Regions from separate parts of the Homo sapiens genome. Here region 1 is linked to region 2. A link is a loop called in an ENCODE intact Hi-C map of the cell type or tissue named here. Cell type or tissue: endothelial cell of umbilical vein. All regions are shown on one strand. Links, peaks and the distances in the headings refer to the core of each region. The heading gives the core; the rest is flanking DNA.

Region 1 (11,591 bases), core at 1,670-9,669, 960 kb after region 2:
GATGGCCACCATCCTGCAGAACCCGGAGTGGTAGATCCACTGACAGTTTGTACCATGTGCCTGGAAAAGCCCCAGACACTCAATATCAGCCTGTGAAAGCAGCTGGGAGAGGTGCTGTACTCTGCAAAATCACAGGGTGGAGCTGCCTAAGGCCACAGAAGACCACTTCTTGCATCAGCATGAGCTGGATGTGAGACATGGAGTCAAAGGAGATCATTTTTAAGCCTTTATGATTTGACTGCTCTGCTGGATTTTGGACTTTCATGGGGCCTGTAGCCCTTTCATTTTGGCCAATTTATCCCACTTGAAATGGGTATATTTACCCAATGCCTATACTCTCATTGTATCTAGGAAGTAACTAACTTGCTTTTGATTTTACAGGCTCATAGGTGGAAGGTACTTGCCTTGTCTCAGATGAGAGTTTGGACTTGGACTTTGGGGTTAATGCTGGAATGAGCTAAGACTTTGGGGGACTGCTGGAAGGGCATGATTGTGTTTTGAAATGTGACGACATGAGATTTGGGAAGGGCCAGGGGCAGAATGATATGGTTTGGCTGTGACCACCCCCCCCAAATCTTATCTTGAATTGTAGCTTGCATTATCCCCATGTGTCATGGGAGGGACCCAGTGGGAGGTAATTGAATCATGGGGGTGGTTATTTCAATGCTGTTCTCATGATAGTGAGTGAGTTCTCATGAGATCTGGTGATTTCATAAAGGGCTTTTCTCTTTTTACTCAGCACTTCTCCTTGCTGCTACCATGTGAAGAAGAATGTGTTTTCTTCCCCTTCTGCCATGATTGTAAGTTTCCTGAGGCCTCCCCAGCCCTGTAGAACTGTGAGTCAATTAAACCTCTTTCCTTTATAAATTACCCAGTCTCAGGTATTTCTTTATAGCAGCCATGAGAACAGACTAATACATAACTCTTGTGAATTTTGAAATTCAGTTAAAGAAATGTTTCACTGCCTGAAATAAAGTGGCTCTCTCTGCCATCTAAACTTTTAAATTACTTAGTACTACTGGAATATAACAGAAGATTCATGCCTTTAACAGGGATGAAGCAGGAGAAATCAGTCAGAGGAAAGGAGGGTTGGTAAACTTGATCTTTGCCATCTGTTCAAATTGCACTGAGTATAGTGAATCTTTTTAACAGAAGTCATTTTTCATCTACTGTATGTGGCTTTGGCAAAAGTAGTTTATTATTGTTTTAGCTTTACACCATAGACCCAAGATATGAATAGTGGGAAGGAAATATTATTACAGCTTGGTTCCCCTGTATTCTCTAGAAGATCACTAGAATATTGATTTCCTTTTGGCCTGATTCACTGTACAATGGTTTTATATGGGTGGGTTGTAAGAAACAAGAATTTATATATATATATATATATATATATATATACACACACACACACACACACACACACACACACACACGCACACACACACACATATATGCATATATAATTATACACATACAATTTCCTGTCTGTTTATTATCCATAATAAACACCTATTTTTATTATTTCAAAATAAATTACATTGAGATTTCTTGATTTGCCTGGAGAAATAAGGACAAGGTGCCTAGCTAAAATTAGAATTAAATGACTGGATTTTAGAGACAGGAATACGAGCTTGACTAGGTCCCAACTTACACTATATTCAATTTAAAAATCTAAGAAATGGCAAAAGCAATTCAACACATTTCTAGAAATTAAATGGTAAAGCCTAAGAGTGAAGGCTGAAACAATGCTACTGAATTAAGCTGCTGCAATCATTATGTACCTGTGGTTCCCAATTTTAATGTATTTTCACTGCATCAGGAAAACTTCCAGAAGACTAATAAAGGTGTTAAGAAGTAAAGCTAACTCCGACATACAGTCTCCCTGGCAATATATTTTTGTATTTTGTTTTGTTGTAATGCTGGTGACACTCCAGTTTGGTGCAGCCACAGGAACTGACATTTTCCAATCACTCTGGCATTTACAGCCCCCTCTTCACTCCGCATCCCACTGGGATCCTCCTCCTCAGAACTCACCGGCAAGGCTCGGCCTGCCTTCGCCACTGCCAGTCTTGTTTCATTTTGGTTTGATGAGTGGAGGTGCAGAGAGGGTGAGAGTGTTGTAACTAAGGACAGAAGTGAATGATAGCACATTTGTATTACGCAGCCACCCTTTTCTATTCCCAACTGAAGATCACCCTTAGGGATATGTGGTTTAAAAAGTAGCTGAGAGAAATAGCCAAAGGAAGAGGAAAATGGATGCGAGAAAGAACGTGAAACGAGCCTTCATACCACTCTCACTCCAGTCTCCCTTTCCTCTATTGCAGTTTTTCTCTTCTCTATGCTGATTTTTACTCCTCAGACAACTCTATTCCAGATTCCTTGTTTCTTCATTTGTGAAGCTCATCTTCATCTCTGCATGTCCTTGTCTCTGTCTTACTCGAAGCCAATCTCAGGGCCATGCCCCTATACATGTTTTTATTAATCCACCCTGAGTAATATGGTTGGTAAAATTCAAAGTGATCAAAAATGCCCTTTGGGATTGCATATATAATGTGAATTCCCTTGCTACTTTATATGACTACATGAGAAAGTTTGAACTCTCTGAAATAATGATAGGGCACTATAAAATGCACGGCGTTATTAATATAATCATATTTTTTCATGTTATAAGTACCAGAAATAGCAGGTGTCTGTATTCTGCTAACAAGCTCTGTAGCTACACATGCTGACATACTGGGAGTTCTAGAGGCAGTTCTAAATAAGTATAAAAATGCAACAAATGGCAAACCATTTATTAATCTCTTTAAGCTAAATTTTTTTCAAGTTATTTTTACAGTATCTTTTAAAACAAAATCCCATATGAAAGTAAATAAATTCTAAAAATTATAAAGCCTAGAATTTCACAGCATTGCCCAAATAGTTATGAGCTTTGTCCATATGTCAGTAGAGTTACAGTAAACTTAGTGATTAAGTTTTTCACTCAACACATTTCCAATAATTGCTTTTTCTGGATAGTGCACTGTACTAAATCCTATGGGAGATACACAAATACATAAACAATAGTCCTTATGCTCTAGAATTTTAAAGTTTGGTTATAATGGAAAGCGTATAGTCAAATAAACCCACAGATGAATGTCAAATAAATGAAGCACATAATGTATAGTATAGGAATTTAGAGTAGGAACAAATCCTTTTTGGAGAAAATGATTGTAGAAGTTAAAAGGAGCAGACAGCATTTAAACTGGACACTGAAATAAAATTCTACTTGGCAGAAAATTGAAGAGGTGATTAAAATAGCAATAACAACAGCAATTTTAATAATAATAACAACAAAGCAATCATGATGAAGTTCATTTTTGGAGCATGTCCTATATAATAATTTCAATGTTAACCCTTTATCTGTCTTATTTCATTTAATATTCAAAACAACCCGATGAGCTAGGAACTATCATTATGCTATTTTCAAAGATGAGGAAATTTGAACTTAGGGGAATAAAACAATTGGTCAAGAATATAGGGAATATAAATAAAAAGACCATAGTTTGAAAATAGGCTATTGTACAACATTCAAGCAAATGTACTGGTTCCAGTCTGTTTGTCTTAGATTCATTCATTGTTCTTTCTTGTCTCTATTTTGTGTCACATGATAGCAGACCCATACATGCAGCTTACTTTTTACCAGATTCAGCCAAATAGAGACACTGATGGGATATGACGGGTTAGAAAGAAGCTAAGAGATTTCTCTCCATTGTCTCTCTACTTTGGTTACCTCTTCCAGCAGCCACTGTGTAACCTCCCTGGCTCTACTATGTGTGAGACAAAACACGTATGGTCCAGTATTGACCAGGTTATCTGGCCCTGGGCTCCCTCACAATCTTCTCCTTAACTGTCCAGTATAGGAGTTGATTGAAGTAGATTCCTGTTCTTGCTAATCCCTCCATTATCCTGCTAGCCCTTCTTTACTTCTCAGCAATTTCATCACTGGTGCTACTAATTTCCACTATCAAACTCCCATTTGTAGAGACTTGATGTGATTTCTATTTTATTTTTATCTATGAGCAGGTACAATAAAATAAAATTTCAAAATATATTTAATAGAAAGGACACAAGCAAAGATTTCAAAGTGAGGAAATAGTAGCCACATTTACAAAGCTAATGGACTAGTTTTATTGGAGTAGGGAACTCAGGAAGTGGAATTCTGAGAATGAGTTTTGAAGGTACAAGATGGTGGATGAGTTTGAATGGTGGGGTTTATGCAACAGGAAATACAGAGTGATTCAAAGTTTGGAAAGAGTAATCTGAAATTCAGCAGTATGGGTTTGGTGAAGGAATGATGTCAAAGAAAAACTGCACCAAATTGAGTAAACGGGCAAGGAAGAATATTGCAACAGGAGTCAAGATGATTACAAAAGGAAGAGAGATTGCACTCAACTCTGCTGATGTAGAAAAATGGGAGAGATGTTAAGTGCCAAAGATAGCTAGTGGAAAAGAACTGGAGGACCTCAGGGAGGAAGTTGGTCAATGTGATTAGGCCATCTGTGTGTGCTAATTGATGCTTATCTAAGTTAGGCTCCTACCCTCCCACAGAGACTGAAAATAGGGGTGCTATCTTTCTTGATGTTTACATTTCAAAGGGATGGCTTCCAGGTCCTTGAGAAAGACATTCCTGGGTTATAAAAGTCAGAAGACGCTGGGGGATTTATATCTCAGAGGGGCAAAGAATTTACAATTGTACTTTTTCTAAAGTAAATGCCTTAAGAAAAGAAAGGTCAGGGACCTACAGTCAAGAAGAAACCTGTCTAAAATTTAGTCAAGCTGAGGAGAACATTAAGGACATCTTGATCAGTGAATAAAATTAAGGAGACCAGTAGAAGGTCATATAAGGTCATAATCTAAAGGTGTAGCAGAGAAAATGTGTAAAAATAATCAACAGAAATTGTCTGCTGGTTAGATATAGGTCAGGAAGAATAAGAAAGGGCAAATACAAGGTAAACTCAACTATTTTTCTCAGAGGGATGTGGCTTTAATATAAATGAAATAAGTGGAAATAATAACCCATTGGTATAAGGGGAAAGCCAATTGAATGGATGACCAATTCGAATTACTAGATTGATAATAGTCATTAACCAGTCGAGGACTAGCAAACCTCCAACAACATTTATTAGATGTATTTCTGTCTGAGAGAATGGAGAAATATTAATTATTTAAATGTAACCACTACTTTGTTTCCATGTGGTTTTTAAAAACATATTTTGAAGACAAATAATGGGAAAGTAATATGTATCACTAAAACCTTGAAGTGAATAACATAATTTGATCCTATTTTTATCTTTCTCTAGGTAAAGGAGAAAAAAAAAAAGATAGGGACGAAATAAACAAGAATGAGGTGATGTTTGCCCACATTGTGGGTCAATGTTTTCATATATTTATCTCATGTAATTCTCAAACAACCATGAAGCATGAAGAAGATATTATCTACCCTATCTTCAGATTAAACTTTGTTTACAAGGTAACAACCAATTGCAGAGCTGCCTTTGAATCTAAGTCTACCGAACTTCAAGATCTATACTCTGTTTGCTACAACAAGGTGCTTGGGATAAGTAGACTTCAATGAGCAGAGAAATTGATTGGAACTTGCATGAAATGATGACAAGTTTTTCTGATCAAAGGCCTTTGCTCTGCTAATGCATCAAATTACAGGTGGTTTCCTCACAAACACTCAATTTTTGCAGAGCTATTCACACTTCAGGTGAAAGTATATTTTTTTTTCAAGGATTAACCATTATTATTGGCTTTTCATATGTTAACTAAATCCATGCTGTTGTTGGAGGCAGTGCTACAGTTTGATGTGCTTGTTTGCCATGATGCAACTTGGTCGCCCTCTGGAGGCTATTTTTAGGATTGACTAGCAAGTCTTAATTTTGAAGAAAGGTCTTAACAATTTAACAACTCATTTTAAAGGTGTGGAAATTATGTATATATCATACTTAATTTTAAAGTTTCAAAGCATTGGGTCCAAAATATTGAGAGACTATTTTAAAATGTTCAATTTAACATTTTATGGCACAGAATATTTGGAATTTCACTTTCCCTTTGGAAATACAGATGGTCATGATTCCCTTTTCATCATGGAAAATCTATCTATACTGGGGTTCTTTTTTTCTTCCCCACTAAGAACACAAGGGCAATTAGCTCTATATAATAAAAAATAAACTATATGATATAATATTTTTCACTTTATTGGAAACAAAATCTGTGGTTTTAGGTACAGAAACCCATCTCTATATTTCCAGATTATTTGTATTTTCCTTTCTACCAGAGACAAAAGATGACAGCTTACAAAGATCTTTCTAAACAGAATGTCTTGAAGGATAAAAATGTTTTGTTCCCTAGTTCGTTCTTTTCAGTTTTTTTGTTGAAAGAGTATTATTCCAGTTAGTGAAAAATATACAGGCAAAGTGTTTTCCATATATTTATGACAGCTGCCATGACTTAGCTATAACTATTTTTCACAAAGTAAGCAGTTATGAGTTGCAACTTTAAACCTAGTGATTCTTTATTTGATTAAATGAATGTCAGCTTTTAAACAAATGAGCAGATGGAGAAGTCAGCCTCAGTCACTATTTGGAGTACATCATACAACCAGAGTTGTATAAAAGTCCTGTAACATGAATTTGTTATGGAGGTCTCTCCAGTCTCCTGAGACCATTTCACACTGTTTCTCACTGTGACTTTATATTCCATTGCTAAATGTTTTAGTGCAGTGTTTGAGACCCTGAAATATTTATTTTTTTAATTTTTAAATTTTATTTATTTATTTATTTATTTATTTATTTTTTGAGACGGAGTCTGGCTCTGTCACCCAGGCTGGAGTGCAGTGGCACGATCTCGGCTCACTGCAAACTCCACCTCCCGGGTTCATGCCATTCTCCTGCCTCAGCCTCCCGAGTAGCTGGGACTACAGGTGCTCGCCACCATGCCCGGCTCTTTTTTTTTGTATTTTTAATAGAGATGGGGTTTCACCGTGTTAGCCAGGATGGTCTCGATCTCTTGACCTCGTGATCCGCCCGCCTCAGCCTCCCAAAGTGCTGGGATTACAGGCGTGAGCCACCGCGCCTAGCCGACCCTGAAATATTTAACAAGACAAATACATAATGCTTACTACATGGCTTCCTTATATCACTCCTCAGTTATTTCCTTGTAACAACTGGACACAGCCCCAGGGCCCTATCCAGCAGAAAGGTGGTGTCAAGCACTGCGTGTTGTATTCTATGATCTTTGGCCCTCCAATTGCCTTTTAGCCACTTTCTTGACACCTCAACACATGTTCCAGCAGAACATTTCTTAAGGCACAGACTTTTAGGGAGTCTTGAATCCATGCTGGAAATGGAGAGGGGAGAATGGAGGAAGAGAAGGGAAAAATACAGGAAAGACAAACACAAATATTTTTTATAAATCTTTCAGCCACAAAAATTATAGGCACCATGCAGAGCAAGTGGGGAAATTTAGATTCATGCATTAATTTACCAATTAGAATGACAGATAAGAGTGAATAAAGAAGTATCTAAGAGGTAAATTGGATAGGATTGGCAATTGATAGGATATAGTGGATGATGAGAGAGGGTGAAGTCAAAGTTAATGGCTAGACTTCTGGTTTATATAACTGAATGAATGGTGCCACCATACACTAAGACAAACAAAGATGGAGCAGGACAGATTAGAGGTTGCGGGAGAGCATGCATATGTTGAGTTTTATGTTTATTTAAAATAAACAGGTTGAGATGTTAAATAGGTACTGGATATACAGAATTTAAAACTGAGGTCTTGGATACAGCAGGTCCTCAAATAACGAAGTTTAATTTAACATCATTTAGTCATAAAGTTGATGAGAAAAAAAAATTAACTCCCACCTGAGGCCACAGTCTACGTGGAGTTTGCACATTTTCCCCATGTCTGTGTGGGTTTTGGCCTCATACTCTGGTTGCTTCCCACATCCCAAAGCTGTGCACATTAGCTGAATTGGCATGTCTACATGGTTCCAGTTTGAGTGAGTATGAGTGTGTGAGTGAGTGTGACCTACGATTGGATGGCTTCCCTGCCAGGGCTGGTTTTTGCCTGGAACCCTGAGATGCTGGGATAGGTTCCCATCACCCACCATTCTGAAATGAAATAAGCAGGATGGAAAATGAATGAATGAATGAATGAATGAGTACAAATTATTGTCAAGTAAAAATTTGTTAAGTACATGACAATCCTACAAATGCACATTTATTATCATGCCAAAAGTGCTCAGGGAGCATGCTATATTTCCTATTATTTGTTTTTGAACTTTATGGTACAAGGGGGTACTCCTGAAAATTTTCACTTTGCAAACATTTATTTCATAATTTAACCCATCACTGCTGTGACTGCCATCATTCACTGATTCACCAAAAAAAAAAAAAAAAAAAAAGTGGATCACTAACTATCTTACTTGATTTTATCAATTTAACTTAAATGTATGTGTAGCTCACATTTATTTCAATGTTTAATATTAGAAGTGTTTTTGTTTTTTATTTATAAGTTTGGTGATGGTTTTGTTACCAAAAATAGTCCATTAGAACTTATCTCTTATTTATATCTACTAGCCTATGGAAAAATTGGTTTCATTATGCATAGTTTTGCTTAAAGTCAGAGTTTTCAAAAATCTATCCACAATGTTAAAAGAGGACTTATTGTACATGTATGTCCAATTTTCATGGGGGTGGAAATTAAAGCTGTGGAAAGAATTTATATTTCCATAAAATATCTTGATAATTTTATAGAAACCCACATATTTTATGCTACTAAAGTGAGAGAATATAATAGTCTAGAATTGAATTTTGAAAAATTTCAACACTTAATGTTTGGAAAGAAGATGTATCTGCAAAAGAGATGGAGATTGAGCAACCACAGAGATAAGCGAAAACCAGGAGAGTCTTAGCCCAAGGAAAATTAAACTTAAAAGAGGGAAGCAAATTCTACTTACAGATCAAGTAACTATAAGATTGTATCTTTTAGTTTATTGAGGACATAGAGCCCCAAGGCCCAAGCCAACAAGAATAGGAGATCGAGACCATCCTTGCCAACATGGTAAAACCCTGTCTCTACCAAAAATACAAAAAATTAAGCTGGGCGTGGTGGCACGTGCCTGTAGTCCCAGCTACTCGGGAGGCTGAAGCAGGAGAATTGCTTGAACCCGGGAGGTGGAGGTTGCAGTGAGCCGAGATTGCGCCACTGTACTCCAGCCTGGCAACAGAGCAAGACTCCATCTCAGGAAAAAAAAAAAAAAAAAAAAAAAAAAAAAAGAAGATAATATCTACCCATTGCTTCTATGAACTTGGAAATTAGTAATAAACTGTTTTTTATTGGAGTGGTAAAGGCTGGATTCTGTTAGAAGTAGACTAAAGAATGAGTAGGTGATGAAGTGAAGATACTGAATACAGAAAAAAACATTTCTTAGGAATTGAAAAATTATGGTTTTGAAAAAGAGGAGAGGGGAAAGATAATCAAAGCAGAGGATGTGTGGAAAAATGGTGAGTTTGATTTTGCATTTCTTCTTTGTTTTATTCTTCTTTTTAACCGTTTTTTCCCTAATTTGGAAGATGTTTTAATGCTAATGGAAGGGTGAGAAAAATATATTAAATAATATAAGGATTCTGAGAAGGTAGAAGTAGATGTAATCCAAAGCAGGATTGAAGAAATTGCCTTTAGTATAAACAGGGCTTTTGTTCTATTAAATGACCAAAGGGGATAAAGATGGGAGCAGAGCTGGTAAATGCATTATGTTCACTAACAGAAAATTTCCTCTCTAATGTCTTTTATTTTCTTTTCTGTGAATTAGAAGAGATTATCTCCTGATAGTACAGCAAATGGTGGGAATATAGACAGTTAAAGATAGTGTGGAATGATAGAAAAACACATTGTAAAGAATGTAATGACTGTTCCTGATAAACGAAGCAGAATTAAAGGTCAATATTGAAGGATCTTTGATGTCACTGATCATGAATTTATAAAGGAAACAATCTAAACCTTTATGTAATTTTCTCAGGTAGCCTTTTAAAGGTAGAGGTCAAAAAAAGTGAAAGCAGTGGTTTCGGGTTTATCCATGTTTGGATACAATGAAAAGACACTAGAGCAAGGGAGTTTAGAATACAATCAGAAATAATAGGCATTGGAATCTAAAATAATAAGGAAGGATGTAAAGGCAATATTAGGAGAAAATAAAGAAGAAAATAGACTTGTTTCAAAGTACAATCATGGTACAGCTGCGATTTGAACAACTAAACTGGAATGTGAGAAGTTTGTTTCAAGGGCACGCTTGTGTTAATGATTTGGGAGGTGGAACTGTATAATTTTTGTTTGTTTTTGTTTTAAGACCATGTCTCCATCCCTTTTCTCTGATTTTTATTGTAGAGGATAGCCTCACAAAATTGAATTTTCCAGTATGCCTTGACAATAAGCTTCCCATTAGGTTTGACCAAAGGGAAGCACTGATGAGATAATGGAAGGAGGGAATAAAGGAGAACACAGAATGCCCTCCTTTTTTAATTTTTTTTTTTTTGAGATAGGATCTTACTCTGTGCCCAGGCTGGAGTGTAGTGGTGTGATCATGGCTCACTGCAGCCTTGACTCCCTGGTTTCAAGTGATCCTCCTGCCTCAGCCTCCCAAGTAACTGGGACTACAGGTGCATGCCATCATAGTTTTGTTTCGTTTTGTTTTCACTTTTTGTAGAGACAGGGTCTCACTATGTTGCCCAGGATGGTCTTGAATTCATGGCCTCAAGCGATCCTCCCACCTTGGCCTCTCAAAGTACTGGATTACAGGCATGAGCCACTACGCCCGGCTTGCCCTCCTTCCTTGAGGGGCATAGACATCTACATCTGAGGCTTTGTCTCCTTCATGGGTACAATTCCTGTTAGAGATTTTCTCCCTCTATATTACCAGAATCACCAGCACCCATTCCAATTTTGCTTAGGGAATTCCCTCTTGCCAAACTCTGAGTAGCCTCCTTATCCCCATTTTGACTCTTTCGCTTTGCCAATCTTTGAAAAGAAAAGGTTATTGTATTAAAATGTGCTTTCTAAACTTCCTGAAGCAGACCATCCGTCCTTCCTGAACTCTAATTGATTAGTCCCAGGAAACAAACCTTCAAAATAAGACTACAGAATTGTTGTTTATCTCTTTGAGCTTGAATGTAGTAATGACCTCAGTACCAATGTAAAGAAAACAAGCACTTCTTCCAACCAGTGGAAGCATGATTATTTAAGTTACCACCAGTGTTTGTTTTGGATAAATTGCCAGTCAAATAAAATCCTTTTGGAGGTCAAGTGTCTACTGTGTTCATTGTGGTAATAATATCTATAAGCACTGTGGGGTACATTAGCTGCTTCTGACAACACCAGAGAGCTTACAAGATGCAAATGATAAGTTGAGTGTTAAACCTCTCAGATCAACGCATGGGAAGAGACATAGACAGCCCCTATGAGGGACTTAAATGTTTCTCAGGTTTTGTAGCCATAGAGCAGACATGGCTGAGGATCAAGCTTCAAATCTAAATTTGTGGGTTGCA
Region 2 (11,591 bases), core at 2,412-10,411:
TGAATGGGTCAGCAGCCAAAGGGAGAGGAACCTGAGATTCCTACTCACTAATGTGTCCATCACATGCAGGCTTTTACTTAATCTCCTTTTTACACTTGTCATAGAACATAAATGAGTCCCACATCTCCCCTAAAACCCATACAATTTCAGGTTAGCATTAGTGTCACTTTCAATAATCCAGCTTATTGTTGCTGGACCGAACAATTCTACTTATAGCATGTATAAAAGAAATCTGTACTAGTAAAAACAGACTATGATGGTCCTTATCACATTTTATCCTGGGAGTGTTATAATCAGTTGTAACAATGTCATGACCAGAGCTGAATGATGCTGATAAGTTTATTTTCCCTTAGCTCTTTGTATTCATAACCCTGTCTTCAAATTGCAACATAATGTCAATATTTCTTCTGGAAATTTGATAAGCACCATCCATTTACCTTCAGGTGTACATTGACAGCAATTAATCTCTGCGTACCACCTACGTTTCCAGTTGTCATCCTGTACCTCCTCTATAAACGTTTGCTCAAAAGAACATCTCAGTTTTACTTTTGTCTAGACAATATTTTTACCCATTTGCTTATTTACTGCAGTGCACTTTAGGCTGTAACCCCAAAGCTCAAGAAAATAAGTTTTTTGGAAGCCAGTCATGTTAGGCATATAATTTATATGTTTATAATTTAAGTCATCTTTTCAAAAGTAGTATATATATTGAATATTTAAAGTATTCTTGTTTTATTCAGATGTCACATTTTATATTGCAATTAGTATCTATAGGTCAAAATGTATGGAGTTATAAAAAAGGTTTTCTTTAAAAAATTTGCTTTCCAACACTATCAAAGGAGACACTGAAACATTACAGCTAACTTGAGTTTTTTCATTTAATTTAAAGATAGTGTGAACAGGTACTGAAGACACTGTCTTACATTTTACTAATATCTATATAGAGTGGATTAAATTTGTGAAAACATATATCTGCACAGAGTCTATAAATTTCTCAAGGTCAGAAAATAAACCATAAAAAGATTTAATTCCTCTAAAGCTTTAAGCATGCTAACATTTGTTAACTTGATCTTATAAAATGACATTTGAGATGTGTTTATCTTCCAACCTAAAATATTAATTTTTATTGATCAGGTTATAAGTTTTTGCTTACTTGCAATAACTTTATTATTTTTTCTGTTGACCCTAACATATAACAAATGAAGACATGTGCAGATATAACATGTTAAGAAGATAAATAAAACATCAACACTCATGTTAACACTGCAAATACACATGAGAGCTTTATACTAAGACGGCCATCTCCTCCCTCTGACTTATATTTTCCTGAAGGACATTTACATAGCATAAATATTTTAAAGACTTTTGGCTATTTGATGACACCTTGAACATATACTTTGAATCTAAGGGAAAGGAGAGTCATATTTATCTCCTTTCTAAAACAATTCAAATGTGATGTGTCCCTATTTGCTAAGCTGAAAGTAAGATGAAGTCAAATAAATGGAAAATCAAATATTTTTAAACTTCTAGGAGCTTTTTGTTTGCTTTTTTGTTATTTTAATAAGAGAAACAAAGTAAAACATGTAAAAACACAAACTCTCACCCAGCATCCTCTTACGAAATACCCAATTTTCAAATAAGCAGTACTATTTGCTCTATTTATTACTGGTCTTTAAGAGAAATAGACCTAAAAAAGAACATCTTGGAAGGCTAGTGTACTTTCATAATTCCCTGAGAAGCTCAGTGATTATGAGTAATGTGAACCAGAGTTCAATATTCTTACCCTTGGAATCAGGAAAAAGAAAGTCCTTTAAAAGATCAAGATCTTTGATAGCAGTAACAAGAACTAAATTTGCCAGGGGTAGAGCCGTCCTCTTACCAATTTCAGGCAAGAAGCAATCTTTTCTTGAGTAGCGAAAGGCAAGCCAACTAAAGAAAAAATCTGTGTGACTTCAATTACATAAAATTGACTAGATGGTTAAAAAACAATACTTTCACAGAATTTTTTCTTTCTGTAAAACTTTACTTGTATGTTGGTTCTTATTTCATTCAGAGATATATTAAGAGCAAATGAAATTGTGAAATTATTTTCAAATACACAAAAAAAGCTCCCCCACGACAACTTTTTCTCAATTGCCTCTTTTGCCTTTCCTCAGTTTTATAGTCTTCAGTGGGTCTCCCTCATTGCTCCATATTCCTAAGCCAACAGGAAGAATTTCTTTCAGACCCTTAAGCCTTGTGTCTGTTACCATAGAGACAGGCATCACAAAGTAGCTGCTCAGGAACATCCTCATGGAAATACAATAAGAATCCTATGGGTTTTACAGGAATTTCCAGCGCTACCAGTGAGCAGAAATTATATCTTTCCCTAGAAAAAAAATGTGGGGATTTTAGTTGCACATTATGGAACTATGGAGATTGTAATATTTGGTGGTAAATTCAGAATCCCTCAGCTTTATGCTTAGAATTTGATTATAGTTTCTCCTATGACATGAAAAAAAATCCCTTCTCATATCCCTATGTTCAGGAAAATATAAATAACTCATTGCTAATTCTTAAATTTAGCATGTCTTATCAATCATTTACTAAAACCCTTAACTGTTCTTTTATAGTGCAGTGCATTTGTTTTATCTTGATCCCTTCTAGAACATATTTGATCAAGAACACACTCATAATGTTATAAAAGTAAGTCTCTAAAACTGCAATTCCAAAGCTGCTGAGAGAGTCTATAAACCCACGAAGAGAGAAGAGGGTAGCTGCAAGAAGAAAATTCCACTCACTTTACCTTGTTTTCCATTGACTTTCACCCTTTCTGTAAGTCTACTGAAATCATACACTAACGGAAAAGCAGCAATAAAAATAACAGAATCCTACCAAATAGGTAAATTCAGCAAGATTAATGGAGTCAAACTAGGCAGATATTATATATAAGTCAATGATTGCAGAGACTTCAATTTTTTATGGAAACATTAAATAAACATTCCTCAACAAGTAAATTATCTCAATAGACTAACAGCCAAATGAAACCATCTTTATCTGTTAGGCTGCATATTTGAACTACTTTTCCAAGTCTCTAGTACTTAAGTAGTATGGGTGGTTACAATTTCTGTTTATGGTATAGAACTGTTATTTAACTGTTACATTGCTTGTTTAGATACTTGAGTCAATAAGCAAAAAACAAAATTTCTTTATAGTCTAGAGATGAGGTGAGCAAACTTTTCCTATCGAGGGCCAGATAGTAAATATTCCTGCTTTGTGGCCCACATGGTCTCTGTCATAAGTACTCAACTGTGTTTTAGCATGAAAGGAGTCCTATATAGCATATAAACAAATAAATGGGTGTGGCTGTCTTCCAAATAAACTATAGACTCTTAAATTGAAATTTTATATAATCTCATGTGTCAGAAATATTCTTGAAATGAAACAATTCAGAAACGTGAAAACCATTTTAAATGACTGGTCAAACAGTAATAGATGTGACAATGTGGACTATCATTTACTGACCCCTAGCCTGGATGATGCGAGTGGAGTAGTAGAGACCCTCAGAGAAATAAATGTCTAAAAAAAAGAACATGTTTTTAAAAGAAATGATTGGACTCACAGATTCTTAGTTAAAAATTATCTCAGACATCTTCTTCAATTTCCATTTAGTGCAGAAACTCCATTCTTAGCACTGAACACTTTAGGAATAAGGAGTGCAGTGTCTCACAAAGTAATCAATTCTCTGCTCACAACATTAACTGGAAGAATACTTTTCCATTGCTACCAAAGAGGTGCAAGTGAGTCTAAACCCTCTTCTGCATTATAGCACATCGAATATTTGAAATCAGCTTAATTTTCTCTACTTTTTTCCTTCAAGTATTCTTCAACTTTTCACTTTTCTAGTACTTTCCATGCCCCTCAAATGTTATAGTTTGTAGGACCTTTTAGCATTCAGACACTTTTCACTGAACATACCCCCAAATGTTAAGGTTCCTCTTAGATCATGGTGTCCTTCTAAAATATGTATATATTACCACATATAATATATACATATACCATACCTATCATATATATACACACACACACCATTATATCATATATATCCTTCTAAAATTCGTTCTCATTTTTTTCATTTCCTTTTTCAGGATACATGTCTAACAATATTACTTTGTTTCATTGTATTTTGATGTCATATGAATTATGACTGATAATAATGATGACCAACAAAATCAGTAAGATTTATTCAATTAATTATTACTAAGCTTTAACTCTCTCATGTCCTGTACTTGCCAGATTGATTTTATGAACCTTAGCTTAGGATGTTATACTTATTCCTATTACAATTATTCTCTTTGACCTCACCACAGTTTTTAGGTGGTCATAATCCTTTGGTACCCTAATAGTTCAATGTATTTGTTCTGCTTCCCAGATAGACAGGCTATCTGGATCGTCCTTCAGTTTTTGGACATTAATATTTCACAGGCCAAGTAGGTTCAAGAACAGAGACATAAGGCACATTACAGAAGATTAGGTTCAAGTCAGATGGAACCAATTTTATAGAACTATGCTATAGTCCTGTGAAAGGCCCTCTTCCTGGTTTACTGTGATTCATTAATTGATACATCACAGGCAGGGTCATTTAGCCAGCTGATTTATTGACCAGACTCTTATGTCAAACAGCAAATATTTCTCCATTTTCACCATATGGGCATCATAAAAATCTTTACCAAAGTCCATGCTATAATCAAGATAACTAGCCATATTACATACTTTTCAGATAACATTGGAGAATCACAGCATATATTATCTTTGCACTCTTTCTAAACCATCTCACCTTCTTCAGGAATTGTCAGTTACTCCCAGTGAAGAAAAAATATTGCATATTTTTCTGGAAAAATATTTCCAGTTTTAAGTAATTATTTACTCTCCACAATCTAATTATGGACTTTCCTTCCTATTTTTCACTTTAGTTTATTAACTCCAGGACCAACTAAAATATTGTCGTGGCTTTCTCTTTTTAAACAGTTCTGACTTTTTTTTTTTTCCAAAGCGTGTGTGTGTGTGTGTGTGTGTGTATGCACATGCTTAAGTGGTTTGTTTTTATTTGCTTTTTCCTTCTTAAAAGATGGATTATATGAGAATGGGAGGATAATAGGATGGAGCAAGCTTCTCAGGCAAAACATTTCAAAGCATATTTCTTAACCGATAGTGTCTTCCCCTGCTCATCTTTCTGAAGAGCAACACCTGAGAGGCAGCTACTCTAGCTCATGTGGGAAATTTCACTTGACAGTCTTATCACAAAAAGAGAAATAAGGGAGATTTTTTTACTTAAAAAATAATGATGCTCAATAAAATTTTTACCTAAAAGAGATAAATAATTGTTTTAGAATATAAATGCCTTAGAGAAAACAATCTGAGTTTGAGAGAATTGGGGAAAACTCACATAGATTTATAAAAGTCACTAATTCTGGATTTAAAAATATATTAAAATGTTTGCAGTCTATTTCATTGTGTCCCACTTCTCTTTCACACCTTCTATTTTTATGCATTTCTCCTTCATCGTTTTTTCTTCCTTAAAGCACTTCAGAAGACACAGGATTAAGCAATTGGGATTTGAAGACTTCACGTGGTCTCATCACTCTGCAGGCTGACCCTGTTTTAGAGCAAGAAATATTGGCAGACATTTCCAGCTCTTACAATGCATTTATCAATAAGGGTTTGCCTGCTCTTCAGGTGCGTGGCATATAGACTTTACGATTTCATTAATAATCAACAGCTGGTGCCACCTAGCGTCTGTCCAATCCATTCATCAGTGGGACCAAATACAGAGCACTTTCTAACCGCAAATGAAGCAAGCCTAAACTATAAACTAAAAAATACAAAAACACAGTTTGGGGATTCCAGTGGCTGATTTAAAGTACGCTATCTTCATTGAAAAAGAAAAACCTTCTTTTAAAAGTAACTATGGTAACAAGAGAGTGAGGCTAGAAGGAAGCTCACATTTTTTCGAAGGAGACAATTCACAAAAGGAGAGTCCTACTAAAGATGCAGTGTAAAAGAGTTTTTACAGTCTTGAATGGTCACTTAAAACGGTTATAAAAAGTTGAAAAGTAACATTGGCCAAAGAGGGCTGTATTTTAAACAACAGTATAGACAGAGCTGAATTTTCTCAACCAACCACAAAATAACCCTGTAGCATTTGGATGCAAAATTCTGTCAGTCTTTGAGCTTCCCAAAGATTAACCAAGTTCTGTAACACACTATACAAAAGCATCTACAGTACTTAAAAGTATTAAACGGAAATAATCAGAGTGCCTGAACCACATTATAAAAAAAAATTCTTTGCTGCTAAAATGATACATCTAGAAAACTATTTTCTTTCCTGCTGTATATATGAATTATGAATGATATTCAACCACGGTAATGTATGCTTCAAGGTTAAAAAGTAGTCATCCAAATCCTTGACTATTTTTCAAAACAGAAGTTAGCAATTATTTTGGAGAAATCCTAGTGTAATTAGCCCACCACTTGCTAATTAATTTACTGATATTTAAATACATGTTGTTTTTAACTCACCCTTTCTAAGAGGAATACGTAATTGAAAACCATGGACTAACATTCAGAAAAAAAGTTACATAACAGCCAATAGTGTTCCTTAACCAGACTGACTGGGATATTACAATTACTACAGAAAAGGCACAGCACATACGAGTAGCACTGTGTACACTGAAAGGTCATATTAGATGTACATATATGATAGTCTATTAACTTGGATGATTTAGCTCCTCAGGCTATGGAGGAGACTGGGTAGAGAGCCGAAAGATTCTGTATTACATAGACAGTTAATAATCAGGCTTTTCACACTTAGGAAAATCTATTTCTATATTATTTAACATCTGTTTTAAACAATCACTTGTTAAATGTTTGAATGTTTTATTTGCTTGTTACCCTAGTGGTGATAAAGATTATTTCAATATGTTCAGTCTGATTACAGTCACTGACAGATCCCCATGACAGCATGTGAAGATAGGTTATAGAAACGATGCATAGTTTATACAAAAAGCATAAATTGCTCCCCTTTCTCCAAAAACTTTATTTTTGGAGCCAAATACTGTCCATGCTCATGCTCCATTTGCTTAAAAGTACTTATAATTATAATCCACTGATTGTAGGGGAAAGAAATATTGCAAAACAGAGAAAGGGTTCTAAAAATCGTACGCAGGCAAGAAAGAATGTAAGACAAAACTCATTAAAGGGCAAAATAAATAAATAAATAAATAAATAAATAAATAAATGCTCACATTTTCAATAATTTATCACTTCTGTCATTTTTCATTAACAGCCTTCAAAGCCCTATCTGAAACAAGCTGATACAGAGAAATTAAGAGCAGTAATCAAGCGAGAAATCATAGACCAGCTGGGTCGACATCAACTTGGCAAAACGTGAATACAGTTCAATAGCTGAAACAGATGCTAGAGTTGTTGAAAAACCCTGCAGGAGATATTGATATATTTTCTTCATATAATGCAGAATGACTGAATAAATGTCAAAAGCTAGAAATTGATGAGGAGAAATGACTGACAGCCAAACTCCTTATAAAATAGAAACCAAGTATAACAATTTTCAACCTATCCAAACATTCTGTACATTCTCATTTCTCTCACTGTCTGAATATGCCAATACATCAATCAGTTCTTGCAACTAAATTGCATATAACTAATCTGGGGTAGATTTCCCCGAAGATTTTTTTCCCCCTGTCATCATCTACCTGAAGAAACCTAGACTCCTGAACAATACTTTATTCTAAAATCTTCTAACACTGATTTCTATCCCAGAAGTGTTTTCCTGAGGTTGGAGGCAAGCACACCCCCTCCCCAAAATCTAACGCAGCACAAGGCAATTTTAAAATCCATTCTGTAAAAGCAACACTGTTTGCAGAGTTTGAAGAGCTCGGCAACAAACCCCAGCTACCAACAGCTGCTTGTTCAAACATATGCTTTGTCATGGCCAGCTTCTAATTGTATTTGTAATGATGTAATAGCTTTAATAATCCTACCTTCCATGCCAGCTGTTTTTCCTGTCACTCCATCATGCCAATAAGTTGGCTGCTGTAACAAATCAAGATAGTGCAAAACAGCATCTTTCTCCTGATTCTGTCATCTTCCTGAAAGCATTCTATTACTGCCGACTGCTGGGAACCAGAAAGTCTATTTGAATTCCAACAGCTCCCCTTTCGCATGATTCAAGTTAGGTTAGGTGGGCATGCCTAACATGATTCTTTCAGTCATTTATTATGCAGCTGCTACAACGTCGGTGTGGTAACCACTCTGACTATCTGATACGTCAGTCGAACAAAACCTATACCTCGGAGCAAACACATGAGCCAGAGCAGCGTTTGCATTTAACGAGCATTCTTCCTGCCTAAAAAACAGTGGATCTGCAAATCTCTTTCAGTATCTACTCGCTCTTCTGTACAGATGCAAAGCCTTTGGATTAGATTATTTTCCTAAGTGTAACAATAGTAGAGTTCCTCGCCAAACATCATATTATTCACACTGAAATTTTGGCTGATTTTTACTTATCTTCACAGCCTTTTAAGGGTAAAAACTCTCTTCTGAATTGTACTTTTGCAATAAGATGTTGTGTGCTCAGCTCCACATTTCTGCGTTGTAAAATATAGCATGCACTTTCTCAAATGGAATTTGCCTCTTGTGACTCTATAGCAAATTTTCAAATAAGAGGATATTTCAAGAAAATATTATTTATTTTGCACACTGGAGATATTTAAAGTCTGGCACCCTGTATGCTTCTCCCAAGGGTAGACTTTATACTTGATATTTTGACTTTAGATGAGTGATTTCTTCACAAAGTAAGAAATTAGATTAGCTGAATCTCTTACACAACTTCTTTAACAAGTAAATAAATGCTATTCAGGAAAATGCATTTTGTATTTTAAAAATACTAATCGTGAATCAGTATTTGTTAAAAGAAACTGTAATTGTTATCAATTATACCGTATAATTTTCTCTAAAACTTCCAAGTTTGCCTGTCTTGGGGGCACTTATGGTTTGAAATTATAACACAAGAAAGTTTAAGTGTTTTCATGAGAAAAATTAATAAAATCATATGTTTCCTCTCAGATTTGTATTAGGTATTTAGTTTGTTAGGAAAGCTATCCCCCCTACCACAAAAAGTAAACAGACAGCTGGTTTCATAGTTACATTATGAAACTATAAGGAATAACTCATTTAGCATATGTGAAATATGCCAATATCGCTATTCTGAAATAGTGTTTTCCTAAGGGGTTATGGTGTGTGTGTGTGTGTGTGTGTGTGTGTGTGCTTTGTGTGCAAGTACTCATACATTTTAGCTATTCTACTTCCATTTGATTTTTGTATAACAAACACAAATAATCCCTATATATCAAGATATACACAACAATCAGTAACTTATAGTTTATTAGATATAATTTATAAATGCAAGAAATAAACCTGAAAGATAAGTTGAGTCCATATGAATCCACCAAGATTTCTCTAAAATAATATACATATCATTCCACACAACTCTGAAAATACTGGTATATCAATTACTGCTATTTTACATAAAAAGTCTTCGGTGATTAGCATATCTATTTTAGAGATTGAGAATAGCATAAATGCCATGTGTTTTTTTTGTTGTATTCTTGGCTTCTACTAGCCTCTCCAGCTTAAACTCTTGCCTCTCTTCCTCTTTATACTTTATTCCAGCCACAATGGACTTCTATTTTTTCTTCTAAAATGCTGGACTCCTTCCTGTTTCAGATATTTTCCGTATTCTGTTTCATCTATTCATAAGTCTGTCTTGAGGCTTGTGAAAATTAATTTTTTGTAAAAATGTATACAAGTTGTACAACATGTTTCAATATACATATAGTGAAATGATTACTACAGTAAAAGTAATTAACATATCCATCCTCTTACATGGTTACCCTTTTTTTGTGTATTTGGTGATAACACTCAAGATTACTCTCTTAGTGCATACTGTAGTGTTATTAACTATAGCCCCTATCCTGCACATTAGATCTCTAGAACTTATTCATCCTGATAATGAAAACTCTGTGTCCTTTGACCAATATCTTCCCATTCTCCCCCTCCCTCTGCCCTTGGTAACAATCAATCTACCCTCTGCTTCTTTATAGCTGACTGTTCAGATTTTACATGTAAGTGAGATCATGCAGTATTATTCTTCCTATGCCTGGCTTATTTCACTTAGCGTAATGTTCTTCAGGTTCACCCACATTATCACAAATAGCAGGATTTCCTTCCTTTGTAGGCTAAATATTATTTCATTATATTTACATATATCACAATTTCTTTATTAATTTATCTGTTGATGTACACTCAGGTTGTTTTCATGCCTTGGCTATTGTGAATAACTCTGCACTGAACATGGGAGTGCAGATATCTCATCTAGATACTGATTTCATTTCCTTTTTATATATACCCAAAAGAGTGGTAATTTGATCCTAGGGCATTCGTATTTTAACTTTTTGAGGAATCTCCATACTGTTTTCCATAATGGCTATACAAATTTACATTCCCGCCAACAATGTATAAGGATTCCCTTTTATCCACATTCTTGCCAAAACTTGTTATTTTTTTTATCTTTTTGATAATAGCCATCCTAACAAGTTTGAGGTGATATTTCACTGTTGCTTTAATTTGCATTTCCTTGATGATTAGCGCTTTTGAGAATCTTTTCATATACCTGTTGGCCATTTGCATGTCTTCTTTGGAGAACTGTCTATTCAGGGGCTTTGACCATTTTTAATCAGATTTTTTGTTTTTTGTTTGTGTGTTTTGCTTGAGCTCTGAGTTCCTCATATATTTTGGATGAAAGCTGCATATTGGTCATATGGTTTGCTAATATATTCTCCCATTCCACAGTTGTCTCTTCACTCTGTTAATTGTTTCCTATGCTGTACAGAAGGTTTATGGTTTGCCGTAGTACAACTTGTTTAATTTTGATTTTACTGTCTGTGCTTTTCATGTCATATCTAAAAAATCATTGCCAAGACCAATTTCGAGAATTTATTTTTTCATGCACTTTCTTCTAGGAATTTTGTAGTTTCAGGTCTTACATTTAATTCTTTAATCAATTTTTAGCTGACTTTTGTTGTGTGATGTAAGGGTCCAATTTTATTCTTTAGCATGTGTATATCCAGTTTTTCAAACACCATTTATTAAAGAGAATATCCTTTCCTCATAGTGTACTCTTGTTGCCCTTCTCAAAATTTAGTTGACCATATATGAATGGGTTTATTTATGGGCCCTCCATTCTGTTGCATTGGTCTATATGTCTGCTTTTATGCCAGTACTATATTATTTTGATTACTAAAGCTTTGTCATATAATTCAAAATCAGGAAGTGTGATACCTCCAATGTTGCTTATCCTTCTCAAGATTGCTTTGGCTATTCTCTTTCTTTTGTTGTTTCATTTGAATTTTAGATTTTTTTTAAATCTATGAAAAATGCTATTGGCATTTTGATAGAGGTTGTGCTGAATCTGTAAATTGCTTTGAGTAGCATGGACATTTTAACAATATTAATCCTTCTAGTCCATGAACACA

Evidence for each region. A loop is a pair of places that touch in the nucleus more often than their neighbours do. Peaks named below come from ENCODE experiments on the same cell type or tissue, not always from the same donor. Only the 100,000 strongest peaks of a DNase experiment are listed, where the experiment ranks them.
Region 1: a loop joins it to region 2, with 6 times the contacts of the local background. A loop is called at or near these places in 2 of 110 quality-filtered maps.

Annotation. Positions count from the first base shown.
Region 1 is chrX:34,295,203-34,306,793 of GRCh38, forward strand. No RefSeq gene overlaps it. Among named protein-coding and RNA genes, the nearest start is that of FAM47A, 170 kb to the left of the region's middle. In endothelial cell of umbilical vein, for the core only: no CTCF peak of the experiment used is centred there; a DNase peak (open chromatin) is centred at 5,879.
Region 2 is chrX:33,331,220-33,342,810 of GRCh38, forward strand. It overlaps a transcript of DMD not described here. Among named protein-coding and RNA genes, the nearest start is that of DMD, 130 kb to the left of the region's middle. In endothelial cell of umbilical vein, for the core only: no CTCF peak of the experiment used is centred there; no DNase peak of the experiment used is centred there.